Linked DNA regions of Homo sapiens: region 2 is linked to region 1. The links are chromatin loops, found by intact Hi-C in ENCODE. Cell type or tissue: Calu3. All regions are shown on one strand. Each heading gives the region's core, and the rest is flanking DNA. Links, peaks and the distances in the headings are about the cores only.

What was found. Peaks named below come from ENCODE experiments on the same cell type or tissue, not always from the same donor. Only the 100,000 strongest peaks of a DNase experiment are listed, where the experiment ranks them.
Region 2: a loop joins it to region 1, with 6 times the contacts of the local background. A loop is called at or near these places in 2 of 110 quality-filtered maps.

What each region holds. Positions count from the first base shown.
Region 1 is chr2:14,280,815-14,297,157 of GRCh38, reverse strand. All of the region lies in intron 2 of LINC00276 (long intergenic non-protein coding RNA 276), which reads left to right. Among named protein-coding and RNA genes, the nearest start is that of LINC00276, 110 kb to the left of the region's middle. In Calu3, for the core only: no CTCF peak of the experiment used is centred there; a DNase peak (open chromatin) is centred at 8,907.
Region 2 is chr2:15,578,674-15,595,016 of GRCh38, reverse strand. DDX1 (DEAD-box helicase 1) reads right to left here and starts at 3,149. Exons shown (of 26, transcript NM_004939.3): 1 at 3,068-3,149. The coding sequence starts at 3,083. LOC124905975 (a long non-coding RNA gene) reads left to right here and starts at 3,248. Exons shown (of 2, transcript XR_007086224.1): 1 at 3,248-3,557; 2 at 3,685-6,748. RefSeq lists an enhancer at 3,051-3,110. In Calu3, for the core only: a CTCF peak has its summit at 6,467 (motif pointing right); DNase peaks (open chromatin) are centred at 2,786, 3,196 and 6,496.

The DNA.
Region 1 (16,343 bases), core at 5,021-13,020:
CTCAACATATTTCAAACTTTTTAAACAATTCATTTGTTCTGAATCGAACAATTTGAAATATTTTAAAACAATTTCAGACTTTCCTTCCAACTCTTAAATGCAATATTTACCTGGAACTGAAAATATTACTGATCTAACTTTGTTCCAGTTTAATAATTTTAGAAGATATTTTTGTTTAATCTAAAATCACATTTAAAATCTCTGTTTTTACATTCCTCAAAGGAAAAAAGGGTTTATGAATAAATAATTGCTACCTATATGGATTTTAAATCATGTGTTCATTGGGGGCAAAATATTTTGGATCTCTGAGACCTCAAAAAGAGAGCTTATTGTCTCCTGGACTTCCGTGGGAGCTGCAGAAGCCAACGATTTCTTTGAATGAACTAAAACCTTTTTAAGTCTTCCATCTTGACTCTTAATTCTTTCTTTTCAAGTTCATCTAATTCATCCAGAAAGCCTCTGATGTTGATCAGGCTCAAAGTATGTGCCAGTGTCAAACATAGGGTCAATATCTGAAACAGCAATATGATGTCTTCAGTGATTCAACAATATTGATTGAGTGTCCACTTTCTGCTGGGCACTGTTTCAAACGCCAAGAGCACAGTGAGGAAGAAAACTACGACATTGCCCTCCTCGCGTTTGCCTTCTAGTGCGCTAAATGTGATGCATCCCACCATGAATAACTATAATGAATAATGAATAATAAGTAGCTGAAAAGCCTGACTTCATCTAGAGAAAGGCTTCCCTGCAGAAACATTCACAGACATCAGGCCGTGCTCCTCTCACCCCATCCCTGGCACCCACCCCCAACCCCCACCAAATACTTGAGCATGTATCTCCTAAGAATAAGGCCATCTCACACTTGACCACTAAACCATTATGCGATCCCTTCCCAAGTTAGCAATAACTCTACGATATCAGTTGATACGGAGTTCACATACAAATTTCCCAAATTATCTCAAAATATTCTCAAGCCGTTTTTTTTGTTTGTTTGTTTGTTTTCCAATCCAGTCTCCAGTCTCTAGTCTCTTTATCTTTTTCATTCTAGAACAGTTCTCCTACTTTTCATGTCTGTTTTTCTGACATTGGTTTCTTGAGTCCAGGCAGGTTGTCTTCTGGATTGTCCCACAATCTGAATGCATCTGTTTGCTTCCCATTGATTCCACTGAGCTTAAACATTTTTGGCAACAATATTTTATAAATTAAGTCATATACTTGTTCATCACCAGGAGGCTCCTAAGTCAGAGAGTCTCATTATTATTGCTATTTAATTACTTGGTCAAGACGGGCTTTATCAAATCTCTCCATTGCAAAGGCACACCTTTCCTTTCTGAATACGAAGTAATCTGCTGGAGAGACTTTGAAACTATATAACCTTCCTGTTCCCTGCAATAGCCTCTACTCCAATGCTCTGACTCTTATGCAGTATCGCCTCTTTGTGAGATGCCTACATTCTTATCATAGATTCAATCTGACAACACCTGAATATGAGCTGGCCATTTATAGCATCAGGGACAAACAGGGCCCGATACGGAGATTATCCTCAACAGCCCCTGCTAAGACTTTTGGAGAGGAGTACCCAATGCATGCTGCACATTTACTTCCTGCCTCCCATCAGAACTGCTTCTTCCCTCCTCACATCCCCACACAGTTTTGAATAAAAGAAAACCAAAAGTTTCAGGTCTTTTTCAGGGTTCGCAAACCTATTTCAGTGATAACGTGAGCACAAGCCCTTCAAAACTGCCAGCTAAACAAAGGAAAATGAAGACTTAAATAAACATTTGCTGTACGCAGTGCCTAGGCTACAAAAACTCTTGCTCTGGTACCACTGAATTCCATTGTCTTCTCTTTTGGCAAAAATAAGCTATGCATTTGATAATCTCAGAAAATCCAATTGGGGTATTTTTTTTAGGGACCAGCTTTGCATGTTCTATGTGTTGATACATAAAGGCAAACAAAGGTTAATTGTGATGTGACAGGGCAGATTTCTGGGTTGGGTATGTGGGTGTACTGGGGATTGCCATATGTGCTGTTCTCTTCCCAGCTCTGTTGCTGTGATGTCCCGTCAGTTAGTCCCGTCGGTTACTTAAAATCAGCCATAATAGAAGTTTGTACAACATGAAACTAATGCTACTACTAGCAAATGCTACAAACTGGGACTGGTGACTTTGTTTTCTTTTTCTGGAAAGCTATTGTTAAATATTTCCTAGCACATGGATGGATTCAGACTAATTCCTGCCTTGAGTACTAACTCCTGCCTTGAATACAGACCTGAGAGAGGAGAGGTCACACCAGAGCATGTGCTCTCAAAGGCAGAACACATTATCCACAGATAACAGAAATGATATCTGTGAATGACAGAAAACAAATGGTCTTTCAAGTGAGCTGTATCATCCGGGAGGGTCCTCAGGGGGTGACAACGGCACCCAGTGTCTGGGTGTGGGACACTCATGGGCAGCCATGAGCAACACTCACAGGTGCATCAGACAGCCTCAGAGGGCCAGGTGCAAGGGGCGGCTACAGCTCGGTATCTTAGGGCCGAGTCCTATCTAATTTCGTGTGGTTCTGTTTTGGATTTGGAAGATAAATTGCAAAGAGAAAGGAGTTCCCAACTTTACAGCAACAGAAACTCTAGTCTGGATATCAGAAGGGAATCTCAGACAGGGCATAAGTTAGAGATTCTGTTACCAGAACAACACTACAATTCCTGAAGAATATTCTCTTTAAACAGTTCAGGTTATGTTTTATTATGAACTTTTATATTACCTATTCCAGCAACATTTTCTAAATGGCCCTGGGTGACTGAGGAGGCTTCTTTCTTCTGCAAAAACACAATCTTGGTTTTGATATCATGCACCAGAAATCCCTAAATCCCATTTGAAGTCAGGGGTAAATTTAGACCCCAGGGAGAAACTGGACATCTGTGGAGGAACCAAGAGCCTGTTCCTCATTTAAACAAAGCAGGCTTAGGGGTCTGGTAATCAGGCTGGTCTTACTGTGGATGCATTAATACAGTAGTTCCCAAACTTGAGCAGGCATCAGAATCCCCTGGGGGGGAAGGGGATTTTTTTTTTTTTTTTTTTAAACACTGATTGCTTGGTGCCACCCTCAGTGTTTCTAATTCAGTACATCTGGGGTGAGGCCAATTGTCTGTTTTTTAAAATAAGTTCCCATATGATGCTGATCCTGCTAAGGACCACACTTTGCGAACCACCTTATTAGTGCAACCACCTGAAGGGTGGGGCAGCTGATAGGTGTTTTCATAAGCCAATTTAGCCCAATGTATCAACAGAAAATACAATTCTCTAATGTCATTGTTTTTCCCTCCATTGAACTATGCACCATGCAGAAATAAACTTTTCAGAATGCATAGAAACAGGTGCCCACCATCCTTGGTAATAATAATAAAAACAGTCCCAAAAGAAATCCTGCATTTGGTGCAATAAACAAGCCTCCAAGAATAATCAGGTGCTGACAATTCCACAAACTTCCCATATATTCTGACATGCCAGCAAAGAACAGTTCTGCTTTCCTGACATTCTGAAGTTAGCATTTTATGGCCTCACCATAATAAGATCGTCCTGCTTTGGAGTCATTTGTGTTGTAATTGCTTTAAAATTTCAAAGAGCTCTGGATTTCTACACCTCGTTAAATTGGATCACATCAGGACAGCTGGAGATTTTTTATTTTTAAGCCAGGAAAGTGACCTTTATTTGTTCCTTACCCTTCTGTGTAACTTCCTCTGGTCCTGTTTTTGCCACTGGACACTGCTGGACTCTTGTCCACAGACCTTGGAAGCTTCAACGGATAGTTTATGTTTACTGCATATTCTGTTCTTCCTTTCCATGAGATCAAAAGAGCCACAAGGCACCTGTGGCCTTGGGTTTAAAGTTTATCTAGGGATTGCTCGAGCCTGACTAATTTACCCCATTATCCTTCTACATGCCCTTGGGAACAAGCTCTTCAGCAGCTCAGCCTCAGAAATATCAAGACATGGTGACAGGAGAAGGGTGAAAAGAAAGATGATTTCCCCCCTCCCAGCTGAGTTCTATTGTCAATTCAGTTTTTTCAACAAGCTAATAATTTTTGAGTGACTACCATGTGACAGGCGTTGAATTAAATTATGTAGGTACATTGTTTCAGCTAACTACATATTAGCACTATTAAGTAGACTTTGCTTAAAGGACTCAGATAGTGAGTGGCTCCAAAGCCTAGATTTCCACTACATCATGATGCCTTGTAAGCAGCATTTTTAAGGAACTGTAGGGATAAATTTGTAGTATGTATGACAAACACGCTAACCATACTCTCAGGAAGCTCAGAATCTATTTTATTACAGCAGAAAAATACCACGTTTTGTCAATTTTGAGACAATATTGATCTACATTTTAATATGTCTAAAATTAAAATCTTACAATTAATGCTGTTTTTAAAAATGCAAGCAGTCAGGTGGCTATGGTGACCTGCACCATCACGGACATGGTCACCCACAGCCATTCCTTTTGTCATTTCTTCTAGCTCTAAATAAGTCTAAAGCCTCTTTCAGTAAGTTTAAAATACTACTTTTAAATGATAAGAAAGCATTATTTCATAGTTTAATTGGTGGGGATTTTCTTTCTCAGGGTTACAAAAAATAATAGTGCAATTTGCTATGAAGAGTGTCTGTTTCCATGGAATGTGGTAACTGTTAAGAAACCACTTTCGTGTATGAGATAATAAGGGTGATAGACAAGGGAGCCATTTTGGAGTGGGGGCAAATCAGGCAAATTTTATGCAGAAAGAAACTTTTGCTGAGACCTGAAGGGAGTGGAAATTTGCAAAGAGGGGCATTAACGTGGGCCTTCTGGGCAGCGAGAAGGTGAGAACAGCATTCTCTGTTTTTGAACCTGAATCTCTCCTATTACCTTACAGACCCATCCCTCTATCCCTCTAGAAGGCTGAAAAAAGTTGGTATGTGTGTATATTTATATTTAATCATGTTTATTATTTGCATGTATGTTTATATTTATATTTATGCATATATGTATGCATGTATATACATGCATACCCATGCATGTATGCATATATAAACACATGCACATATGTATATACATGTAATATATACATACATGTGTAAATATAAATGTAAACATACATACAAATAATAAATATAAACATGTATGAAACACATAATGCAAATACTGCATTCAAATAATAATAAACATAATTAAATATAAACCTATGTGTACGAAAACACCTTCTGCTATCTCTTTCTTACTGTCTGTCTGTCCCTGGGTCATTCCTTTTCTCTACTATCTGCCCCCATGCCCTCCCCCACTGCCCATCTCAATTTGACTATAATTTGGATTTGAAAGTTGTCTTTCATTTAAAATTTACTTCATTTCTTGAAGAAAGCATTATGTCCTCTATTCATAATTTAAAATAAAGTGAGCTGAACATTTCATATGACCCTTACAGAGACAGCAAATGCAATTTGGATTCGCCAAATCAAGCAGCTCAACTTTTTAAAATCTGAGAAAAAATTTGAGATTTTTCAGTGTGTCTGACCTCCATGTTGGGACTGTGTTAGTGTTTTCTGCCTGCCGTGGAACTCTCTTGTCTTCCTGACTGAAACAGTGATTTGCTAGCTTGGTGGGAAGTGCTTTATGCCCCATCACTATGTCACCCTCCCCCAAAGCCACCAGGTTCTCTTTGTATATTTTGGAAGAAAATCTTGTAAAGGTTAATACATTTTTTCAATAGCGAAGCGTTAATTAGAAAAACCTGGTTAATCTCTTGCCTAAATGTAGAAGAATTCCTGTTGCCTGCAAGGCTGTTTCTGGGTGGCAAAAAAAAAAAAAGAAAAAAAAAGTTTTGGGGACTTTTCTCACAAGGTAAAGTTTGCAGAATAATTTCCCTGCCAGTGTCTACCTTCCTTTCCCGTCACACATGCTGCTGTGCTTCAGAAGGTGTTGCCTAATTCCAGCTCTTCCTAGATGTTTTTCTCTTGTTGTATACTTGTTTTGTTTTTACTTTTAAGTGAAATCATAACTGAAAAAAATGTCAAAACCACCACAGGGAGGCCTTCAGATGAAAAAGAGAGAAACACAATTACATTTGGAGTCAACATGAAAGGGATCAGCCGCACTGGAAAAGGCAGAAGATTGAGGGCATCCATTTTTTGTGTTGACTTGGTCGAAGTTCAATCTCAAACCTCTGTGTGACAATGCCACTAAGATTGTAGAAAGCACTAAATTCAGATCACCACCAATTACAACAGACACCTCTGGAAGGATCTTGGAAATGGAACTTAATATTTTCATGATTGTACACTGAAGTGATCATATTTTGGCTATATATTAGAATAAATAAAGTATATTATTAAAATCAAGTTAGCTGGTTTTAAATTAATTCAGCCACTAGAAAATGTAAGATTTCATTCGTGGCTTGTATATTTATATTAGATAGCACTGCTTTACGTAATGTTCACAGCATTTCCTTCAAAATATCCTTGGAGGTCAGCGTCATAACATCTATTTTAAAGTCAAATAAGCCGAGGCTCAGAGATGTCGAGCAACTTGCCCGTCACCCAGAGTCTATGCAGTCTCCTTTGTGTTTTGATTCTAAGTCAAATGAGTTTTCTTTCCAACGCAGTAGCCTCCCCTTTGCAGCAAATGCTTTCTCTCTTCAATGGAGTGTCCATCTGAGTTAAAATAGGAATGACGCAACCTCCCCAAATCGGCAAAAACTTGAAGAATAGAAAGAATGAGTGGATCATGGCCTTTCCAGGAAGCAGTCTGCTTGTCTACCTTAAGAAGAGACGTAGCAACCAATTACATAGTTAATGAGAATTACTCCAGAGAAGTCCAAGAAGGAAATAGAGAGGCATAAATAACCAAAAATTGATCTTAATGATGATATTCTGAGCAAAGTAATGCTCATCATTTCTGCATTTCCAAATGTCCTTCATTTCATTAACTGCTGATCTGATTCAGCATCTCCAGAAGAGTCACATTTGCATTTATAGATAGGATACCATACTCTCTAGCTTGTCAGAGTGATCCTCTCGCAGATTTGCATGTCCCCCTTCCAAGACTTGAGGGGAAAATGGTTGTTAACTTTATCCAGATGTTGTTGTGCATGTAGACCACAGAGAAGGCTGATCTGATTTACTTTTTCAACAAATATTGAAATTTTCCTTGCTGCGATTATTTAGCATCTCTTATACACCTAATTCTGTAAAAATAAACCGGCTTTCATGAATGGAGTAGTTGAAACATTGATGGGTTTCATGGAATGTGTAAGTTGATTTTTGCTTATTTGTTTAGTATTTCTAAACTTCAGATTATTCAGCTATAAAACAGAAATAATTCTTCTAATTGCTGAATTGTCAGGAAGAGGGAATGGGTTAATAAACCAAAGTCAACAGATACTGTGACTAGCACAACTAGGTGCTCAATTGATGATTTAATGATATTTAAAATTCAAAAATATTACCCTAGATGGTGCAATGAAATTGGCCTTGTTTGTGTTTGTGCTATATGTGTTGATGGGGGAATGGGTGATATGTACAGAACAGAGGACATTTATTCTAAACCCCATATAGAAATTTGTTAATCACTCGGGGTTCTCGTACAAGTTCAAAATGATGTGTTCAATGCTTTGTCTTCTATGCAGAGATCTGGAGAGGAAGACTGATGAGTAATGGGAAGGGAGCACTTGTGCTTTTGTTCTCTCTCTATACTCTCTTTAGAGCTCAGCCTTCTCATCTATTAGTGGACAGGACATAAGAGGATGATTTCTAACAACCTGTTCAATGTAACATTTCACAAAGTTCACATTTGCTCCCTATCCAACAGAAATGCATATTATAATATAGAAGATAAAAATAATTAAACTACTAACTATAACACATTCTTCTAGAAGGAAGTGGCATGAGGGAGACAGACACTATAGTCTTGGAGGGCAGAAGGAGGAAAGACCACTTTTATCTGGGGGATCTGAGAGGTCATCTTAGAGAAGCTGGCATTTGACATGTGTGTGAAGGATGGTCCAGATTTGTAACATGGAGATAAGGGTGAATAGAACTCCAAGCTGAGAGCCATGCCTGGGTGGGCAATGACATGGAAGTATGAGAAGGAGATGGCAAGATTTCTGCAGGGATGAAAGCATTGCTGTATTTCATATGTGGTGAGACTAGAAGCAAAGATTGTGTCCAGATTGTGTATAGATAATAGGGGTGAAATTTGAGCTGAGGATGAATGAAAAAAGAGGATACAAGTGGAATTTGCTGTGCTGAGTTTCCTGTGATTCTGGGGACAGTGGGGCAGGGAAAGGATGGCAGAGGACAAGAATCACTGAAAAATGACTGGCACTTTGAAGACCAGGAAGGATATGGGGCCTGAAAGAAGACATTTCATCAGGATTACCCCACCAACCCTTGATATTTTGAGTCAAAAAGTAACTTCGGTTATGTCGTATGTTCCCATTTCCTGTGTTGTCAAAACCTGTGGGAGAAGCTGTGAAAGTGAGACTGAGTTTCCTTTTCCCCACATCGCGTGGATAAACATGGTTCTGATGAGCTTCACGGGACCTGGCCCAGCATGTGGCACTGAAGGCTGACATAATCTGGTCTCCCAGCCACCCATTGCTGGAAGACAGCACCTGACCTGTATGCACATGCTTGGGGTACTGGCTAATCTCCAGATGAACGTCTTTCTCAAAACCCCACCTGCCGCAGCAGGACCTGAAGGATTCCCATGGGAGAGTGATAACTGGGAGGTGCAAAAGACCAATGAAGCCTTCAGCCCCCAGTGGCAAGTCCTCTAGACGCTGCTACAGGAGGATCCCAGGGTTTTGCAAGTCTTCTGGAGTGCTAGACAGGTTTGCCTTCATTCGCTCCCTGGAGACAGGACCGTCTGAGGCATGACTGGGCTATTCTTTGTCAGTTGTGCATGTCCAGGCAAAGGCACTGGATTTCACTGTGCACACACAGAGGGAACCTGTTTGGTGATCTTACTGAGACCTTAGAAGAAGATGCAGAGCTCTCCCTAGTGCCTGGGGGTGGTGAAAGCAGAGAAGCAGCAGTGAATATTGGATAAATACCTTTTTAGATTTCTTCAAGGAAAAGTAAGTTGAGTCCTTATGGCCTAATCACTTCTTAAAGGTTCCACCTTTTAATATTATAACAATGGCAATACAAGTTTTTTTTTTCTTTTGAGACGGAGTTTTGCTCTTGTTGCCCAGGCTGGAGTGCAGTGGTGCGATCTTGGCTCACTGCAACCTCTGCCTCCCAGGCTCGAGTGATTCTCCTGCCTCAGCCTCCCGAGTAGCTGGGGCTCTAGGTGCCCACCACCATGCGTTGCAATTTTTGTATTTTTAGTATTTTTAGTAGAGATGGAGTTTCACCCTGTTGGCCAGGCTGGTCTCAAACTCCTGACCTCAGGTGATCCACCTGCCTTGGCCTCCCATAGTGCTGAGATTGCAGGTGTGAGCCACTGCACCCAGCTAGCAATACAATTTTAACATGAGTTTTGGGGGATTTTTTGAACCATGACGATTACCAACACTGGGAAGTCCCACAACACCCCTTCCTGTCTTCTAGACACACTTCTGTGATATTCCCTGCCTTTCTTTTATTAAAAAAAGTTATAATAACCACTTAATTGTGCTGATACAATATAGCTCAATTTCTGGCTTTGAGCTATATATAAATGCTATATGTAGACTTTTTAGCATTGTGTCCCATTGTGCCACCACGAGATAACTTTCTTTTCAAATTAACCACAGATTTTAGGAATTTGGTAAATAGTGATCTAGTGGGTCAGGTTACATGTCTTAGAGGAGATAGGTCCAGGAGATGCTTTATGTGTCATGGAAGATAAAAGGAGACTTAAAATCCACATGGAAATCCCATACAATTGTGCTGGGCCCAGGGGAGAATTTCCATGCCTCTCTGTCTTAGTGCTTCTTGCTCCTCTTTCATAGGCCTGAGTCACATCGTTAATGCCTAAATCAGCAGCAGATTCATGGAAGGTGGAGTTCTTCCATCATCAGCAGTTTTCTTGTAGGAGAATCTGAAGGATACTCTCAAGTTTTCGGAGGCACATCTTGTTGCCTTCTCTCTCTCATACAAGATGAGATGACAAGATTTGTTGTTAACAACTTCTGTATCTGATAATAATATTAACTGTTTCCTTCATGATTTCATTCTTTCTTGAATGACCTCATTTCATTCTAGCTTCAGATCAGATATTATTATTACCAATTTATAAGTTGAGAAACAAAAGGTTGGAGTAGTTAAGTGGCTTGCTCAAGGTAACCGTGAATATTTTGAGATGCAGCAATGGGGTCTCCAAGGACAGGCTTGAAATAAATTTTTTGGCCTGTCAATGGGTAACTTACCTAAGACAAGCTACTAACACGTCTCTTCTTCAGTTCTGTATTTGGAAAATGGGGATGGAAAGACACAATACAAAGGAACCTGAATTTGAAGATTAAATGACAAAAAGTATAAAAGCATGTAACGTTGTGAATAGTACCCTGAAGAGGTTAATTAATGCTAGTAATAATTAACAGTAAGCTAAATAAAAGCTCAGTCCTGTTTTTGTTGTTGTTGTTGTTGTTTTGTTTTGTTTTGTTTTTGAAATGGAGTATTGCTCTGTCGCCCAGGCTGGAGTGCAGTGGCACGATCTCGGCTCACTGCAAACTCCACCTCCCTGGTTCAAGCGATTCTCCTGCCTCAGCCTCCTGAATAGTTGGGACTACAGGTGTGCACCACCATGCCCAGTGAATTTTTGTATTATTTTAGTAGATAAGGGGTTTCCTTATATGTTGGCCAGGCTGGTCTCTAACTCCTGACCTCAGGTGATCTGCCCACCTCAGCCTCACAAAGTGCTGGGATTACAGGCATGAGCCACTGCTTTCAGCCAGTCCTGGGTTTTTGACTATAAGTCCTGTGCCACTTTCAGTACAGAAAGAAGAGCAATCAGGTACATTTCCTTCATAAAATATTACCAGTCCGTTGTAAGCCAGACTGTTGACTAAAGTTCCTTAATAGAATATAACAATTGCAGTCTTTCATTATCAAAGGTCAGTACTTTCTCAAATAGAGAATGTAAATACAATCCTTGAAAAACAAGTACTTTCTTTATATAAGAGTTTCAATGGCCAACAATGCAGGTGATTCCCTACTCATTAGCCATGAGTCATCTAGCTTCAGAAGCTAGATCCATTCAATTACATATTTTCAAATTTCAGCTTCAGGTGTATGTAGTCATATTTAAATTCACTGAGCTTGATTTCTTTCCTAAGAATGAAATAAGACAGTATTATTTAAACAGGGCTGGCATAAAGATAAAATGGTATCCAAGAGGTAACATTATCTATCACAGAACCAGGCACATACTAAATTTGGAATGAATGTTAGTATCCTCCAAAAATGTTGGTCAACTGACTGAGAATAATATATTAAAGTAAATGTGTATTGACAAGCCTTTAACTCAGCTTGTAATTCTTACAAACACATAAAAACGTGTCTAGTAAAGTCAGTGAGCTCTTGGTGCATAGTAGAAGGAGTCAGAACATCCTCCAAATCTTGCCTTAGTCTCTTGCGAGCTGTGTCATGTAGGTCAATTCCAACCTTTAGAACCTCAGTTATTTTTAATTAAAAAATATGGAATTAATGATATCTATCTCAGAAAGGATTTGAGGATTTGAGGTTTTACTGTTAAGTCATATGATGCCTAATGTGGACCTCAACAAATGGTAGCTGCAGTTGTTATTTTGGCTATCCATGTGTTTTTTTCCCAACAAACTTTTAAGAAACACAGTTAAGAAGTTTACCACATCACATTTCCACATATGGAACTTCCTATGTGTAACTTTGCTGTGGTACTTAAAATATTGACTCTTAGACTGTACAACCAAATGTGAAATTTGACAGGGATTCCTGTGTCACATAAACAAGCATATTAGTCTGGGGTAAAATTTTGGACATTGATTTCAAAAAGATAACTCTTTCTCCTAATTAATATAATTTTTATGCAATGTGCATAGGAAGACAATGGAAATTGCAAGTAAACATGTAGTTTGGGGTGAGGGGGCTTAGAAGGCTGGCGTATATGTTTTATATCACACATTCATTGGAATTATTTTTTGCAAAAACCTTTGCAACTTCATCAGAGATAGTGTTCATTACCCCACTTTTTGTCCCAACAACCAGAGAAGAAACTTCAGATATCCCCAGACAAGGTGAAATTTGAGCTTTGATGCCTTAGTTCATGCTTTTGTCTAAGCAGAATATTCTAGTTAAATTCTCTTGCCCCTGGAAAATTCATACTAGTTCTTCAAGGTTCAGCTCAAATGCCATTTCTCAGATGAAGACATTCTACTGTCCTTCCTTTGAGGGAGGAATACTTTCTAGAAATTCAGTATATTGAAGTTAACTTAATTCTGCTGGCAATGTTTATATGCAGGACTTCAATCTACAGTAAGAAATTTTTGAGGAGAGGGATAGTATCCCATTTATCTTCTTCCCTTCTTATTGATGAACATAAAGGCATTTACTCACTTTTATTGAATCAACCAGTCAATCAATCAATGAAGAGATAAATAAAATCTTTTGGAGGGAAATTAATGTCAGTGACTCATCACATCTTAAATTAGAAGGGCAAGGCAAGGTTATAAATTAGCAGTTATAATAGTCAAGCAGAGTTAGTGAAAGGGTCAAGAAGTGATATATGGGGGAGATTTAATGGGATGGATGGCATAGGTGCTTAATCCAAGGACACAGGGGAAATCATAGATGCAGTAATGGAAAGATTATTATTTTAGTAGAACCTAAAAGGAAACTACCAGATTCTGCTCATCTCTTTCTTATATCCTGAATGCATTTATAAATTATTAATCTTAGAGAATTTATTATTTCCATAAAAACATGAATGGGCTATATAAATAACTAATGAGAACAGTTTATAGATGAAGAGAACATGTATGACTAGCTGTTTTGGGAATCCTGAAAATCTCCACATGTTACTCGTATTTAAATAATTTGAGAAAAATTTCCATCAAAAGACGTATGATTCTATAACAGGAGGTATTTTAAGTTCAAAATTTTAGTTAATCTTCCTAAAGACTTTAGGATCTTACATATTTAACCTATGCAACATGTCCTGGTTAAATAATAATTTAACATTACAGTGAATTTGGTGGTGTCCTGAAAATTAAAATGCAGAGCTTCTGATTAATCACATTATTGCTTATTAAATTGAGTGTTCTTGGGATCAAATGCCCTTGCTATCAAAAATCACTGGTGAGCTTCCTTTTCAAGTGTCTTTTTTTTCTCTTTCTTTCCATTTTTGGTAACTCTTTTTCTCCTTTACTTCTAAGTGATGTAGTGTGATTAATAATAAAATATTGCCTTACCACAGGGGGAAGTAATAATAAATGTAAAATTCATATATGTGTTTCCATCCAAACAAAGGTGTTATACAAATATAGAGAATGATTATGATCGCTGTATTTTGGAACTTGGCACACTAACCTGCTGAATTTGCAGTCAGGAATCTATAAAGTGAACAAGAAGAACATTTCATTTTTTTGAGCGAAGATAAAAATGGTACCTATTGAAGAAGCTAATTTTCTGACTGTCTAGTGATTGCAGTTAAATCTACTGTTTAGTAGATTTAACAAATCTTCAGAAGTTCTCTACAGGTAGGTATAAAATGAATTTGGATCTTAAGTTTTGCATTGCTCTTTCTGGGGGCTTTGTTTTCCTCACCCCAAATTCTCTCAATATATATTTCATTCTTTTACATTCAGTACTTTTTTTTTTTTTTTTTTGTCTTTTTGAGATGGAGTCTCACTCTGTCAACCAGGCTAGAGTGCAGTGGTACAATCTTGGCTCACTGCCACCTCCACCTCCCAGGTTCAAGAAATTCTTGTGTCTCAGTTTCCCGAGTGGCTGGGACTATAGGTGCCTGCCATCACACCTGGCTAATTTTTGTATTTTTAGTAGAGATGGGCTTTCACCATGTTTGCCAGGATGGTCTCGAACTCCTGACCTCAGGTGATCTGCTCAGCTCAGCCTCCCAAAGTGCTGGGATTACAGACATGAGCCACCACCCCCGACCTTGTTCAGTACATTTTTGAGTGTTCTTTCTGGGTTGCAGCCAATTCACTCAGGCAAACAGAACCAGGAAGATCCCTGTCCATCCAGTGACTTGAGAATGATAGACTGTGCCTCAATTTCTCTTTCTCTGAGCTCTTTTCTGGTGTATTTACCATCATCATCATCTAGCCTTAAACTGGTAGGGACTTTTGCTTTGGGGTTTTTATCCCATTTTGACACTGTCATTTCTTTGGGATAATGCTCTACTTAACACAGTATGCATCAACAAATAAATTCAAATGAGACATTTCTGCAGAGTTTTCTATACAAAATATGGATTTAGGACCAGTTCCATCAACTGCTCACATCTTTTCATTCATTAATAAACTAAATGTTTATTGATCAGCTACCACATGAAAGATACTTCCTTGAGGTACTGAGAATACACTAGTGGATAAGAAAGTCACTGTCTTAGTCACGGACCCCAGATGTTGAGATAACTGTTACTATGGAAATGTAAAGAGAAAAATAAATTGAAGGAACAAAAGAAACAGTATTTATTGAAAATAGTATTTTTTCAGTACACATGACGGTAAGACACTAGGTTCAAAAATAGTAAACAACAGGCCGGGCACGGTGGCTCACGCCTATAATCCCAGCATTTTGGGAGGCCAAGGCAGGTAGATCACCACCTAAGGTCAGGAGTTTGAGACCAGCCTGGCCAACATGGTGAAACCCCATCTCTACTAAAAATACAAAAATTAGCTGGGCATGGTGGTGTGTACCTGTAGTCTGCCTACTCGGGAGGTCGAGGTATGAGAATTGCTTGAACCTGGGAGGCAGAGGTTGCAGTGAGCCGAGATTGCACCACTGTACTCCAGCCTGGGTGACAGAGTGAGACTCCATCTCAAGAAAACAACAACAACAAAGAAGAAAATAGTAAACAACAAAAGAATCGGTATTGGATAAATTATATTTCCAAAAACAAATATGACCTTGTTTCTGTGTAAAACTCAAACGTATCCACCTCCAAAACTCAGCCTTCTCTCCTCTTCTCCGTGTTGCTCTGCACTTCTCCTTGTTCCTTTACATACTTTTCCTGTTGACTTCTCCATATTCCCTTATGTGCTTTTTAGTGTACTTCTCCATATTCCCCTATCTCCCCTTCTACAGTTTTCTTTCTGCTTCAACTTACCCCCAGGGTTATCTTGTTGGATAGGGTACACTTCTCCTTCAACTTTACTCTCCTCTTAATTGTCTTTTCCCTTTCTCTCTTCTCCAGATTTATATAGTTCTCACCTCAAACATAGTCCATAAGAGAATCTAAATATAGTATATCCCATTAGGCTCATAATTATCTGATCATTTTTAGTACCTGTAGGTTAGAACACAGACAATTTAACATTATATTAGGTCTTCACAATTTGTATACTTCTGCAAGTTTAGGCTCAATTTTCATTCATACCTCCTGACCCAAACAGAGTCTACCCTAAATTACCCATCAATCTATTTACCATTTCCTGATTGGTTCATACCAATTGCATCATAAATTTCCATATCCCTCCTTTCTGTATACATGATATCTTGTTCTCTAGAATGCCTTTACCCATTTTCTCCAGAGATTTCTCCTTTAAGACTCATCTCAAAGATTATCTGCATATAAAACTTTCTCTAATAATTCTTGTTATAATTATTAGCTCTTTTCTATTATCCACACCGTTCGTGCTTCTCTGCTGCCTAATGAATTTTAGTGGCTTCTGCTAACTCGCTTGCATTTCCCTTGATATAACAGTGCTCTCATATTTTGATATCTAAGTTCATGATTCTGCTTCTGTCTGGAAGAATCTATCTCCACTCTTTATTCCTCTAAAGCACATCAAATACTCCTTCTAGATTCCAGCATCAGTTTCTTTTTAACACTTTTGCTGATCCTTTCACTAACTGAGGTCAAATTAGTTCTCTCTGCATTCTATGTGAATTATATGCTCATGTTACAGATTTATGAAGTTCTACTTTGTATCTCTTACATATTGGAGAACCTACATTTATCTATCTGTATCCTACTATAAGGCCATAAGGATCTTGAGGGAAGGACTATGTAATATACATGTATACATTTACTTATCATACATATACTTATCATACATATACATATACATATACATACTTATACATATACATATACATTACTTATTTACTTATCATACATATGTGTATATTTGAACACTTAGTGTGTGCCAGGCACTGTGCTAAG
Region 2 (16,343 bases), core at 1-8,000, 1.3 Mb before region 1:
CGTGGCACTGTTGAAAGAGCACAAGTTCTGGAGAAAGACCTGAGTTCAAATCTAAGTTCTCACTTATTAGCAAGTGACCTTAGGCAAAGCTATAAATCTGTTTTCTCCACACAAAATGGGGCTGATATTGCCTACCTTGCAGGGCTATATGAAGACCAGAGATAATCATGTAATGCAACTGGAGCATGGTTGTCACCTAATAAACTGTAGCCACTACAGTGCCTGTTTACCTCTCATGACTCGTGAAAAGTCTGCCAAGAATAGACAGGGTTGTTGCATTTAGAGACAATGTGGCAGTTATGTGCCTTGGCTATTCTAGGACCATGTGAATACCCTCAGCAATTGGAAAAAAATGAATAGACAAGTGGCGAGCACCCACATTTATTGGCAGCCATAATCAAAATTCTGAATAACTGAAGAGGGAGGGGTCAGTGGTGAAAACGTGGGCACCTGGAAATGTCAGCTGAAGAACTGCTGAGTTCTTAACTGTATACATATCTCAATAATTCTACTTCAAGGCCCATCCTAAATGAATAGAGATGAGTTGCTCCTAACCGGGTTTTGTCATTTTATCATTTCTCATATGAACTGTAGAGGGTAATTATATATGGAGTAGTTAGTTGGATTACTTAAACTTTCCTTCCAAAAGACAAGTGATTTTTATTTTAAGTCTGTATTTATAAAATATAGCTTTATCATAAAAATATATATTCCTATAAAAAAAAGAACAAGAATCAAACATTCCCAAGCCCCAGAAATAACCAATTCTGAAATTCTGTATTTCTTGCCATTGTGAAAAGGCATAAAGCAAACATACAAACTGAAAATATTCTTCATAAAATTATGTAGCTTTTTCTTTGCATCAGATGAGAAGGATCATCATTTTCAAAGAAGGCTCTCCTAACTCTTTTTCTTTTTTTTCTTTTCTTTTGTTTTTTTTTGAGACAGTCTCACTCTGTCACCCAGGCTGGAGTGTAGGGGCATGATCTCCACTCACTGCAAACTCCGTCTCCCAGATTCAAGCAATTCTCCTGCCTCAGCCTCCCGAGGAGCTGGGGCTACAGGCGCATGCCACCACGCCCGCTAATTTTTTTTCATATTTTTAGTAGAGACGGGGTTTCACTGTGTTAGCCAGGATGGTCTCAATCTCCTGACCTCGTGATCTGCCCACCTTGGACTCCCAAAGTGCTGGGATTACAGGCATAAGCCACTGCACCTGGCGACTTTCCTAGCTCTTAATCTCAGGAAAAAAAAAAGCCACAGATAAACTAATGAAGATCTAAAGTTGAATATCCAGGCAGACCTTCCTAAGAATTAACCTGTATTACAGTCTATGTTCTCTCTCCTAAAATGCAAACTGCTTGAAACAAAGGAGTGGTGTGTTCTTACTGCATACGGAATACTGCAAGCTGAAGCTCTTTGCAAAATTGTTATACAAGAAACAACATATCATTTTCAGTAAATTCCAGACAATCTCTTGTACCATTCTGGTCATGTTCCCTGCAAGTTTTCTTTGAAAGCGGACCTTAAGTATAATACTTTTAACAGTTAAGGAAAAATTAGAAACATTCGTGAAATTCCAGTTTTGTCTTATTTCATATCACAGACTTTTTCCAGTCCTTTACCTCTAACATTCATGAAATTTGTGTATGACTCCCAAAGATGTGAACCTATAAAATGACTACCTAGAACTATCCTACAGACCTTGGCTCTAAAATCGTTTTAGGAGAATGTTGGGAAAAGAAAAACAGCAACAACTCTGAGCAGTTTCCAATTGAATCCTATTAGAAGATGTAACTGAAACAGTCAGAAATCTTACATGACTGTTGCACTTTGGGAAGCCGAGGTGAGCGGATCACCTGAGGTCAGGAGTTCGAGACCAGCCTGGCCAACATGGTGAAACCCCCGTCTCTACTAATAATACAAAAATGAGCAGGGCATGGTGGTAGGCGCCTGTAATCCCAGCTACTCAGGAGGCTGAGGCAGGAGAATTGCTTGAACCTGGGAGGTGGAGGCTGCAGTGAGCCAAGATCACACCATTGCACTCCAGCTGGGGCGACAGAAGGAGACTACATCCCCCCACCCCCCCATTCTCCCCCCCAAAAAAGAAAAAAAATATCTTACATGACTGGAGATATGGAATTCCTAATATTCTTACAGAAGAAAACTAAAAAATATAAAATACTACATCTGAAGTCATCTTAAAAAGTTAATAACATTAAAGGACATTAGGCCTAACGTGATACATTTATATAGCAATAAACGTTACATAAGTGCTACATAAATGTATCACGTTTAGCGCATTTAAGGCTGATTACAGCTTCCTAAAACTGGATGCCTAACAGGAGGATGATAAAGCAAGAGGCGAAAATATCAACTGTAGGGTTCGATAAGCCATATCAAATCATATTTGGAATAAAGGAGGGTAGCAGACGGCAAATAAATATGAATTTTCCAAACTTATGTTGGACTGGTGCGTACGTTAATGAAAATGCTTTCCCTTTAGCTTCAACACTGAACATTAATGTTGATATAACAACGTTTAAGAACAAATAAAGATCAGGTTTATGCCTGGGACGTTTTGGAAGGGCCTGAAAAAACTGGACAGAGGCAGGATCGTCATTTTTCCCCAATGACTCCTCCCCACGCCGTCTCGCCTCTCTGCCTGGCCAAGCCCAGATGAGCCGCGGGCAGAAAAGGGTTCCCAAAGGGTCACTGCCACGTTAAGAGGCAGGAGGCCCAGGCGTCTGGGAGCCGCCAGAGCAACGCCGCCGCCTAGATTTTGCAGCCGAAGGTGCACTGGCAGGAAAGCCAAGTGGAGACTGGTAGAAGGGAAAGGGCAGGGGGAGGGACGTTCCGGCCCGCTCCTGGGAAGAATCGTCCTCCGAACCCGAGCCGCGGCCGCCCCTGATCCCGCAACGCGGGTCCATCAGGGACTGCAGCGGACAGCGCCCTTCTGTCTCCCTGACCCCTGTCCGCTCCCGCCCCTTTAGCTCTCCGCGGGCGGCCCCAGGGCTGAGGCGTGCAACAAGCCGCCCCACCACCCCCAGAGTTTCCACAAACGCACCGGAGAAGGCCGCCATCTTCACCCCGTCCTCCGCGGCTTCGCCTGCTCGCTCCCTCCCTCCCGACTGACACGGCGTGGCAGTGGCGGCGCGCGCTTCCGGCCCCTGGTCTTCGGCGTTCGGAGTCCGGGCAGGGACTCAGCCCCGGGAGAACGGTTCCGATGGAAGGAAAGGCCCGCGCCGGCCCCGCCTTATGCGCCTGCCGCTGAGCGGACCTCTGGGACCTAGGGCTTCTGGACGCCGCCTTCGTTCTGGGCACCATGTGTTCGGAGCACACCACGCGGTATCAGGGTCACAGCTACAGAGAAGGAAGCAGATGTTTGGTGATTAGGGTCATCCAGTGGGCTCAGGCTGACACCACACCGTGCCCTCCCCACTCAGTCCCCCAGCTTTCCAAAGGTGAGCAGGGCCTTGGTGTGTGAATGACCCGGAGAGATGGACTGGATTCATTGCCCTGAGCACCAATGCCAGTGAGTGCCTGGCAGCCAGTAGGTATTTGTTACATTTTTTTTTTAAACTAAGTAATGATTTAGGTCTCCCTCCCTTCACCCATGTTTGATGTCGCTTTTATAATTTCGGGTTTGACTTCCATGCAATTTTAACTCCTTTCTCTTTGCAGAGAGATGGGGAAAGTAAATGAGGAATCCTCCCAACCAGACACTCACTCTGTCAGGAAGGTATTAGAATCTTTAGATGAGGACTCTAAAATTCGGGAAAGTTAAGTCACTTATCTAAAGACACATATCTACCGAATGGCAGCGTGGGATCTGAGCCACATCTGCGCAATGCGAGGGCGCGTGCTGTGCTATCTGTAGCCTGCCCCAGAGTGTCATGGAGAAAAGTGGAACCCTCAGGCAAGATAGAATAGGGTTGCAGCGGCCGGGCGCGGGGGCTCACGCCTGTAATCCCAGCACTTTGGGAGGCCGAGGCAGGCGGATCACGAAGTCAGGAGGTCGAGACCATCCTAGCTAACACGGTGAAACCCCTTCTCTACAAAAAATACACACACACACACACACACACACACACACAGAAGAAGCCGGGTGTGGTGGTGCATGCCTGTAGTCCCAGCTACTCGGGAGGCTGAGGCAGGAGAATCGCTTGAACCCAGGAGGCGAAGGTTGCAGTGAGCCGAGATCGCGCCACTGCACTCCAGCCTGGGTGACCGAGCGAGACTCCGTCTCAAAAAAAAAAAAAAAGAAAAAAGAATAGGGTTGCAGCTACTCCGGAGGCTGAGGCATGAGAATCACATGAACCTGGGAGGCGAAAGCTGCAGTGAGCTGAGATCGTGCCACTACACTCTAGCCTGGGCGACAGAGGGAGAGTCTGTCTCAAAAAAATAAAAAATAAAAAAGATAGAATAGGGTTAGAAGTACAGAGTTGGGAACCATATTCTGAGTTTGGATTCTAGGTCTGCCACTTGCTTGCTGTGTGACCTTGAACAAGTCATGAAGCTTCTTTGGGCTTCAGTTTACTTACCTGTGAAATAGGGATGAACAATAGTACCTTTCTCATATGATAGTTATGAGGATCAAATAAAATACATAAAGCATCTAAAATAGTGCATAGCACATGGTGACAATATAACTAGCTCTGTTATTACTATTACATGTAACAGGATTCACCTGAAGCTCCAAAGGCCCAGGACAATACACTCAGCCCTGCAGCTTTACACTTCCAGGGGGCACTATTCACATTATATTCTCTATTCTTGTTATATTTTGTCTAAATAAGACCCTGAGAGTTATGCAGTGTACCAGTTTTGAATGGATACCAAGTACCCCCACATTCCAAGGAGAGATACAAGACCCATATTATGCAGGACTTGCCAAAGGGAAATCTGAAATCTAATTTTTGTGCCTTTTGCCAATGCCCACCTTTAAAGTGTGAAAAATCGGCTGGGCATGATGGCTCATGTCTATAATCCCAACACCTTGGGAGGCTGAGGCAAGGGGATCACTTGAGCCCAGAAGTTCAAGACCAGCCTGGGCAACATAATGAGACCCCCATCTCCAAAAAAAATTAAAAAATAGTTGGGCATGGTGCACACCTGTAGTCTCAGCTACTTGGGAGGCTGAGGTGGGAGGATCTCTTGAGCCTAGGAGGTGGAGGCTGCAGTGAGCTATGATGGTGTCACTGTACTCCAGCCTGGGTGGCAGAGCAAGACCCTGTCTCAAGGAAGAGATAAAGTATGAAAAAATTAAAGATGCAAATTAAGAGAAAAGATTTCTGTGAAAAGAATGCATTTCAGGGAAATACTCTGAGAACTTTTGATCTGAGAGTTTGGGAAGCGTAAGGACTGCTCTGAGAAGCCGTCCCTAGGAGGACCTGAGGTGGCAGGGCAGAAAAAGAGACAGAGAGAAGGAGAGAGAAGCCTGCTGCAGGAGTTAACTGTGGGGGAATCGTGTGACATTTTTTCCCCAAGGGATAAATAGATCTGTGGAGAGTGGACTGGAAGTTTTCTTCAAAGGGAATGTGCCCAAGAGACTTCCCGGAGGAGCTAAATGATTCAGCACACAGACCCCCCAAAGAACGCAGTGGCATCCTTACCTTCCAAACTGGAGAAGAGATATCTCTTGTCTCATGGGAGTTGCATGTGGAGGATGCCAGCAAGGAGAATCTCCAAGATACCACAAAAAGTTCCCTCTAAGAGAAACAATCAGCCTTGAGCATGTCTAAGCCAGAAAGCACCAGAATCAGATCACCATAAACCCAGCCAGATAAAGGTGTGTACCCACCCGCCACCCCATCCCCTAGACTTTATCCTTCCCAGGAGTCAGAAACAACAGCTAATGGGAGAGGCGAGTACAGAAAAGAGACTGACCCCATCCTCCATCCCACTGCAGGCTTCTGGCGTGGAATAGGCCAAGCAGGAAGAGGAGGAAGCCATGATGTTGGTTGAAGTTGTGAATTTCAATCACGATCCTGGACATGATAGTTTACAGAAACGAGGGTATAATTAGATGAAAGTAACCAGACAACTCTTCATTGTCTCAGAGTGACCAGAAAAGCTCTGGAAGATGCCAGAGACTTCATCTAGGTCAGGGAAAGAAATAACCCATAGAGATGATTTCAAGGTAACAGATAATGTTTTCTGTTTGTGCCTTATCAAGTTCAGCTCACTTAATATACTGCTTTAATAATTATAGATATTTGTATGTATGTGTTGCAGTGCCCTCAGTAATGCAAATTGGGATATGTGAATTGGGGTATGATTGGCTCCTCTCCTTGGCAGGTAGAATAACACCAGGCAGAGAAACAGCAGCCAGGCCCTTCACCAAACCAAAAGATAGAGGATGGGTGCCTTTCAGTCTGGTATTTTGCTGGTCTAGTCTCCCCAAGAATAGGTTGATTTAATGGTTGCCTACTAACTGGGAGATTCCTAGAAACCCTGGCCTGGTCCCAGAAACCAGGACAGACACCACCAGGTGGCACCAAACTGTAGCCAAACTGAGAAGAGATTGGACTGGACCCTAAAAACTCCCAGCGTAGGCTTTTGTTCATCTGTCTCCATTTATACAAATGGACGTGCGACATTTAAGGCGGGTGATGGAAGTCTTCAACAACTGGATTGTGGTGCTGGTTGCACAGCTCTGTGAATCATTGAATTGTACATTAGTGAATTTTATGGTATTTAAATTATACCTTAATAAAGCTGTTTAAAAAATTATAATTAAAAAACACATATGGCTGAGCGTGGTGTCTCATGCCTGTAATCCCAGCACTTTGGGAGACCGAGGTGGGTGGATTACCTGAGGTCAGGAGTTCAAGACCAGCCTGGCCAACATGGTGAAACCCTGTCTCTACTAAAAATACAAAAAATTAGCCGTGCTTGGTGGCGGGCGCCTGTAATCCCAGCTACTTGGGAGGCTGAGGCAGGAGAATCACTTGAACCCAGGAGGCGGAGGTTGAAGTGAGCCGAGATCATGCCACTGCACTCCAGCCTAGGCGACAGAGCAAGACTCTGTCTCAAACACACACACACACACCCCTCAGCCTGGGCTTGCCCCCAGTATTTTTTTTTTAACCTCAGAATAACCCCACATTTTCTGTAATTGGGTAGTTTGGGCCCCACTAATCATGTGATAGGGAAGTTTTACTATGTTATCCATGGGCCCAAGATATTATGCTATGTATTTTCAAGTAAGCTATATTATAATTATATCCCACTGTAGAGCAAATGGTTTTGCAACTACTAAGGCAGACCTGAAAAAAAATGCCTTCAGGTATCTGGGAAAGTGTAGAGAGGATGGGTCCTGGGAAGGCCTCTGTAGATGGACCACCCAAAAGCCATACACAGTTCCTAGGTTAGCTCATTTGTGCTGCTATAGCAAAATACCTGAGAATGGCTAATTTATAAGGAACAGAAATTATTTCTGCCAGTTCTGGAGGTTGGGAAGTCCAAGATTAAGGTGCCAGTAAGTTTATAGTCTGGTGAGGGTTTGGTTTCTGCTTTTAAGGTGGTGCCTTGAACACCATGTCCTCCAGCAGGGAGGAGCTCTATGTCCTTACATGGCAGGAGGTACAAGGGCAAGAGACCAAATGCTCCATGAAACTTCTTTTACAAGGGCTTCAATCCCATTCATGAGAGCAGAACCTTCATGGGCCAATCACCTCTTAAAGGCCCCCCTCTTAAAATTACATTGGCAATGTGAAGTTTGGAGGGAACATTCAAACAATAGTAGTCCCCTTTCCCATTGCCTTTCTTTATTATAGAAATCTGAAAAAGGCTGGACGTAGTGGCTTATGCCTTTAATTCCACCACTTTCGGAGGCCAAGGTGGGAGTATGACTTAAGCCCAAGAGTTTGAGACCATCCTGGGCAACATAGAGTCCCTTTCTCTAACAAAACTTTAAAAAATTAACCAAGCATGGTGGCACGCACCTGCAGTCCACCTATTTGGGAAGCTGGCCGGGGGAGGATCTTTTTTTTTTTTTTGAGATGGAGTCTCACTCTGTCATCCAGGCTAGAGTACAGTAGAGTACAGCAGCGTGATCTCGGCTCACTGCAAGCTCCGCCTCCTGGGTTCACGCCATTCTCCTGCCTCAGCCTCCTGAGTAGCTGGGACTACAGGCGTCCGCCACCATGCCGGGCTAATTTTTTTGTATTTTTAGTAGAGACGGGATTTCACCGTGTTAGCCAGGATGGTCTTGATCTCCTGATGTCATGATGAAGGATCATTTTTGAGCCCAAGAGGTCGAGGATGCAGTGAGCCGTGATCACACCACTGCACTCTAGTCTGGGTGACACAGCCACACTCTTCTCAAAAAGAAAAAAAAAATGGAAACTTGGAAGAAGAAGAAAACAATCACCTTTCCAGATTCCTTTGTAGAGAGACAGCCCAGAGACTCAGCTCTGCCTGGAGAGATATAACTGGCAGTGCCAGGTTGGGACTTCCAGGAATGCTTTTCAAAAGGGAAAGATCTGTCTGGCATGCACCGTTTTTCCTTTGGAACATTGATATGATGCCTGGAAAGTCAGCAATGAGTCCCGAAGATAAAAGCCGCACACTAAGACTACTGAAGCAGAAATAAAAGGCTGGATCCTTAATGATGGTAAGCCCAGGTCTGTCTACCTCTAGACCTCTCTTGCAGCTTGAGAATGTCCCAGTTAAGCCACTTTAAAATTTCTTTTTTCTGCAGCCCAACACTTTGCTAAGAGGTACAGAAAAGAAAGGAAATAAAACACACATCATTATGGATATTGTGTAATGTATCTTTCAGGAACATTTTTTGAATGTTTCATAATACAGCAATAATCAAGCTATTCTGGCTAAAAGGCGGAGGAGACATTTGGCCTGAGTTGTGAGGGAAACATCCAAAATTATCCCTGAATATATGGCCATTTCCTCACAATGAAAATGAAGGTGAAATGTGACATATACAGTAGAGGATGTGACTCTGAACCCAGCCTAGGGAACACAAGTCAAATTAGGTTGTTTAGTTTGTCCTTTCATTGACATCCACCCTCCTCCTCAGTTCCTATTCCCAGGTCCTTCTGGAACAAGATAAAGCCAGCTGCTTAGTTTCTGAGGATCTCACCACCAAGAAGGAGGAAGCAGCTAGAGAGAGAATTTGTTTTAATCTAAAAGAAGTTGAGTAGAAAATACAATATCGTCATCCATAAACCCCCTCCCTCACAAAGTCCTTCCTCACAATATAGAATACAAACCTACCCATCATTTCACACAAGTAACAGTAACCTTCCCCCTCCATAAATGCTGTCCGTGTAGGTTGCCCCAGATCTACCTGTTAGGAGGGAAAAAACGACTCAGGAGTACTTGCACTGGATCTTGAATCTTGCTATGGTCAGTCTTTCCATTAACAAACTCTCTCCCCTTCAACACAGCTCTTAGTTGGTAAGGCTCCTGAATCCACCCTCCATAGGATGGTCCTCCATGTCCAGCCTCCTGCTTACTTCCAGCCTTATTACCTGCCACTCTCCACAAATTTTACTTTCTAGCATATCAAACTGTGTAGAAATCCTTGCATATGCCACATTGCCTGTCACCACTGTAGTTTTTAAAATGCTGTTCCCTCTCCCTAGAATGGCTTTCCCTTTTTAGTTTTGGCTATCTGTTGCTGTGAACAACTACACCAAAACTTAGAGGCATACTACAACAGCCAATATATTTGCTCATAATTTAGGGGGTCAGGAATTTGGGCAGGGCTTAGCTGGCTGGTTCTTCTTTTCCATGTGGCATTCCCTGAGGTCACTCACTAGGTCACATTCAGCTGGTGTCTTGGCTGGGCTGGGAGGTCAAAGAAGACTTTACTCCCATGTGTGGTCGCCCATTATTCCTCTACATGATATTGCTCTGTCCACGTGGCCAGCTTGGACTTTCTCACAGTGGGATTAGTATTAGGGAAGACAGACTTCCTACATAGTACCACAAAGATGTGTCTCAAAAGTAGAAAGCAAAAGCTGCATATCTCTTAAGCCAGCCTTGGAAGTAATACAGTGTCACTTCTATTACATTCTGTCAGCCAACACAAGTCATAGGACCAGCCTATGACTCATGGGGAGGAGAAACAGACTCTAACATTCAATGCAGTAAATTGCAAAGAGTTTGCAGCCATTTATAATATACCATCTTCTGTAATGTAGTAGGTGCATTTACAATATAACAAACTATAATAACACCTATCTTCTTGGCAAACTCCTAATTATCATTCAGATTCAACTAAGCTAGCAACTTGCAGCAAATCCTGCTTCCCCAATGTTTATTTCTCTTTTTCCTTAAACTTCTGACTTAGTTGGACATATGGCTGCTCAGAATACTCTATTTGCCAGCCTTCCTGGTAGCTATATATGGCCATATACCCATGTTCTGACCAGTGGTATATAAACAGAGGTGTCAAATGTGACTTCTGGGAAATGTCCATAATGGAGGTGTTGTGTTCCTCCTTATTTCTTCCTTCCTGTTGGATGGAATGAGGATGTGATGGCTGGGGTTTGAGCAGCCATTTTGGACCACTAAATGAGAGCCATATACTGAGAATAGCAGAAAAATAACAGAAAAATAGCTTGAGTCTCTGACACCTTTGGAGAACCATACCAGCCAAAAATTGTGACTCTAGATTTCTTAAATGAGAGAGAAATAAAGATCTATCTTCTTTCTTTGCAGGAAGGGGAGATGAGGGCAGTCTGTCTCACGCAGCCAAACCTAATCCTAATTTATATGCTCTCATTAGTTATCTATTGCTACGAAACCAGTTGCCCCAAAATCTAGTAACTTAAAACAATAAACATTTATTATTACTCCCAGCTTTTGTGGAACAGGAATTCAGAAGCAGCTTGGCTAGGCAGGTTCCACTTGGAGTCACTCTTGCAGTAGTAGCCAAGCTGCTAGCTGGGATTGCAGTCATCACAAGGCTTTGCTAGGGCGGAAAGATCAGTTTTTAAAGCTTGGTCACTCCCTTGTCTGTGCTGGCAGTGAGTGGGAGGCCTCTGCTTTTCTCCACATAGATCTCTCCCTGGGCCACTTCAGTGTTCTCATGATATTGCAGCTGGGAACCCCTCACCCTTCCCCACTAAAGCAAGCCATCCTAGAGAACAAAGCAGAATAAATATTATCTTTTATGGCATAGCCATCAAAGTCACACTATCCCTTCTGTGATATCTTAGTGGCCACACAGGCCAATTCAGCATGGAAGAGAACTAATACACACAAAGGTGTGAATTCCAGTAGACAAGGATCTTTTGTGGGGCAGGCAACCCAAAGGCTGGCTACCATATCCCTGCTTCCCTAACAGACCCCCTTATGTGTTCATGTGGCAGGTGGTGATGCCTCAGTCTCAGGAAAAAGTATGTTCATATCACATTCTCTGGGGTAAATTATGTTGCTTCTAGACTTGCCATTGTCATTAAATTTGTTGGCTTAGCTTTCTGTGTTTTTCACAATTTACCAGACTCACAGAGCAGTTTGAAGATAGGGAGGCTCACATTTAAACATCCTTTTTTCCCCCCCCATATTTCCTATAACTTCTGAGTTGAGCAACAATCATTGAATTTTATGCTTTTGTCAAAATAAGTTGTCAGAAACTGGTCCAGATCTATTAGAATGCAACATCATTCTCGCTGACCCGGCATTCACCTTATGGTGCAGGGACCAGAGGGGGCCTGGCAAACAGACATAAATCCAGAGATCTATAATTCCGTATCCCCTGAAGAAGTGGTCATAAAGTCCATCACTCCAGATATATGGGGAGAGGGAGACAAAGGGCAACCCGGATGAGTTTCAGAAGGACTGTAAAACAGAAAAAGAGATCTCACTAACTGCGTCACTCTCCGCATATGCAAGCCAGGCAGGGACACAATTTATGGTAGGCTGCCGACTGGCCGGCAGGCACGAACGTCCCTGTCTCCCACGCCCACCATCTTGAGTGTTCGTCAGCCTCTGTGAGTGATGCTGTCAGCCCTAGAGGAAATGGTGCCACATTTGGAGTCTAAACTTATGGGTGTTTAACAACAGAATGTACGTCAGACACATGTTTCAAATCCAGCAGCCCAGAATCTGCCAGGATCCCCAAATTCCATCACCTGCGACAGAGCCATTTTGCACCTGCACACAGAGCTCAGGCTCGCTTTCTCAGCCTCCCGCCCAGGTTCCTTGCTTCGCTGCACCTCCTTCCTGTCTGTGAAATTGATCTCAGGTTTTCTTGTTAACAAGGTCTGTGATTTTTTTTTTTTTTAGTAGACTGAAACAAAACCACTTGCTATATGAAAAAGAGGGGTAGGTAATAAAAAAGATGGTCAAGAATGTTCAAAATGCCTGGAGAAAACAATTCTGAATATAAGAATTTATACTGCCTGTTTTCTATGATACAATAATAAAAATAGGAATTTATAAAGGCTGCTTCCACTGTAGCTCTGAATGGTGGTGGTCCAGTTACTATGGCTGCGTAACAAATTACCCCAATATGTTTTTGACTTAAAACATGTGTCTGCTTTGCTTATAGATTTTAAGGGTGAGGAACCTGGGCACAGCAGGGATGGCTTATTTCTGTTCCACAATACTCACCTTGTCCAGGGGCTGGAATCATGACAAAGTTGTCACTCTCATAACTCAGTTAATGCTCATCCTAGCTGGGATGAGACCCAGCTGGGACTGTTGGCCAGCTGCAGCCTGGGCTTTTTCACAACACTGTGGCTTTATTCCAAAGGTGAGTATCCCAAGGGCCATGTGGCCTTCATTGACCAAGCTTCAGAAGTCAAGTGGTGTCATTTCCTTCTCATTTTATTCATTAAGATAATTACAAGGTTGCTCAGATTCAAGGGGAGGGATCATAGATGCCACCACTTGAAGGAGGAGCGTCAACATTACATTTTTTTTCTTTTTGAGACAGGGTCTTGCTCTGTCTCCCAGGCTGGAGTGCAGTGGCACAATCATGATTCACTGCAGTCGCAATCTCCTAGGCTCAAGCCGTCCTCCCGCCTCAGCCTCCCAAGTAGCTGGGACTACAGGTGTGCACCACCATACCTGGCTAATTTTTTTATTTGTTTTTAGAGAGAAAGTCTCACTATGTTGCCCAGGCTGGTCTCCAACTCCTGAGTTAAGCAATTCCTCCACCTTGGCCTTGGAAAGTGCTGGGATTACAGGTGTGAGCCATAGTGCTTGGACTCAACATTACATTTTAAGAAAACATGGGACAAGGTATAAATTGGTGTGGTGATGTGTTAGAGTTTTCCAGAGAAACAGAAGCAATAGGATGTGTGTGTATATAGAAAGAGATTTATTTTAAGAAATTGCCTCACATGATTATAAAAGGCTAGCAAGTCCAAAATCTATAGGGTGGGCTGGCAGGCTGGAGACCCAGGAAGAGTTGATGTTGCCGTTGAAGCCCGAAGACCATCTGCTAGAGAATTCCCTCTTGTTGGGGGAGGTCAGCCTTTTGTTCTATCAAGGCCTTTAACCGAATGAGGCCTACCCACATTATGGAGGGCAATCCACTTTACTCAAAGGCCAACTGTTTATTCATTTGGTTACTTATTTATTTATTGAGACAGGGTCTTATTCTGTCACCCAGGCTGGAGTACAGTGGCCTGATCATGGCTCACTGCAGCCTTGACCTCCTGAACTCAAGTGATCCCACCTCAGCCTCCCAAGTATCTGGGACTACAGGCACATGTTACTACACCCAGCTAATTGTTTGTATTTTTTATAGAGTTGGGGATCTCACCATATTGCCCAGACTGGTCTCAAATGCCTGGGCTCAAGCCATCGTCCTACCTCCCCTTGGTCTCCCAAAGTGCTGGGATTACAGGTGTGAGCCACCAATTTAAATGTAAATCTCATCCAAAAACATCCTCACAGAAATATCCAGAATATGTTTGTTTTTTGGGGTTTTTTTTTTTTTGAGATGGAGTTTTCTCCATTGCTCAGGCTGGAGTGCAGTGGCGTGATCTCAGCTCACTGCAACCTCCGCCTCCAGGGTTCAAGCGATTCTCCCACCTCAGCCTCCTGAGTAGCTAGGATTACAGGCGCCTGCCACCATGTCTGGCTAATTTTTGTATTTTTAGTAGAGACAGGCTTTTACCATGTTGGCCAGGCTGGTGTCCAACTCCTGACCTCAAGTGATTTGCCTGCCTCAGCCTCCTAAAGTGCTGGGATTACAGGTATGAGCCTCTGTGCCCAGCCCCAGAATATGTTTGACCAAATATCTGGGCACCATAGCCCACATATATTCATACGTAATATTAAACATCACACATGCATGCCTTGTCAACTTGGCACCCATACGCATCTCCTTAACCCATACTTAATCTCCAAGTAAACACAATAACAAGGTCATAATTCCACCTAAGATGATACAACTGTCCTGTGTACACTGGAAAACACACTAGCTCCTTCCCCAGGAGAGGATGTAAAAACTCTTGGATGATGTTTATTCTCCTTGACATTCTATTTTTATGTCAATATTTAGATATAAAATTAACAATACTTAGGTACTATAATATAAAATGAGTGTATCTTATGTTACATGAGGAGATAAGAGGGAAGAAAACAAAGATATTTGCAGCCAGGCACAGTGGCTCACGTCTGTAATCCCAGCACCTTGGGAGGCTAAGGCAGATGGATCGCTTGAGTCCAGGAGTTCAAAACCAGCTTGGGTGACATAGTGAGACCCTGTCTCTACCAAATAAATACATAAATAAAGACATTTGCCATATATGTATGTACATACGTATAGCAAAACAGATGTATATACACACATATATATATACAAACATACACATATATACACACATTTACACATATATACACACATATACATATATATACATACATATATACATTATAAACACACAAATATATTCATAACAAAATAAGGAAGAAATACTCATGGCAATTACAGTCCTTGTTTCTATAACTAGTTATGTGGTCATATCTGGTATTTATAACTACTGTACCTTCTTCCACTATCTGTTCTGTATTCCATTTGCTCTAAGCAAGCACCACAGCTGGTCATGAGACCTGATTTGGTGACCCAGACTGACTTTTATTCTGAAGGGTCTGGACCATTTGTCTTGCCTGGAATGGGTTGTTGTAGTTTTCCATTGACTTTAATCATGGGGCATGGTAACAGTAAGAATGCCCTAAGGAATTTCCTGTATTCCAGACATACTCTTCCTTACCTCTCTTGTGGAAAAGCAGTTCAGTTTCCAGTTGGTGATCAGGATCAATCACCCCAGCCAGCACAGTCATTCTTTTCCTGTTGACTCAGAGGCATGCAAATCCCAGAGTGACCAGGTGGCAATCTTAACTTCCAGTTCGATGGAATCACTGTTGTGTCTCCTGGTGGAGACATTCCTGCCTTTGGAGCTAAGACCTCTATCTAGGTCAGAAGAGTGTAAAGTCACAGGAACTGGAAGTAAAAATTTTGCTAGTGGCTCACTAGAGGTAATAGTGAGTGGCACCATTCACATCTCTGCCCCTTGATTCCTGGACCTGGGAATCTTGGCTATGGGAGAAATGGTATCATATATTGGATACTGATTCAGAGCATATGGCCATCTTTGGGAAATGCAATCTGCCACAAGTGGATATATTGAATCTCCTGATTTGGAAGCTACTTCTGCCCTGGGAAGAAATGGAAACATACTGAGGCCTGAGAGTGAACAAGGCACTATGTTCTTTCCATGAATCATCTCTAAGAGCTTCACAAAGATCCTTCATTTGCTATTCACCTAACAAAACTGATGAAGTGCCTCCTATGTGCCAAAGCCTATGATAGTGCTGGGGATATGAGTAAGACAAATATGAATAAGACACACTTCTTTGCTTTCAAGATAATCTAAGTTTTTCAACCGAGATAAATGTAAACACATAATTTACACAAGGCAGAAATGCAATGGTAGAGATATAGTCAGAGTATCATGGGAACTCAGAGTAGACAGCTAAGCCAGTCTGGAAGGGTCAGAGAAGGGATTTTGGAGAAGATAATATCTCAGATGAATATTAAAAGGTGGATTGAATTTAATTAGATGAAGAGGGGCTTATGGGGGAAGAAAGGAGGGGAAGCTTTTCAGGTAGAGGGGACAGCATGGAGACTTACACAGTGGCAAGAAACAGGATGGTGTACCCTGATGTATTAATCATCCAATGCTGCATTACAACCACACCAGAACTTAGTGGCTTAAAACAAAAATATTGATTATCTTACATTGTTTCTGTGGGTCAGAAATCCAGGAATGACTTATTACGATGGTTTTGGCTTAGAATCTCTCATGAGGCTGCAGTCAAGATGTCAACCAGGGCTGAAGGATCCACTTGTG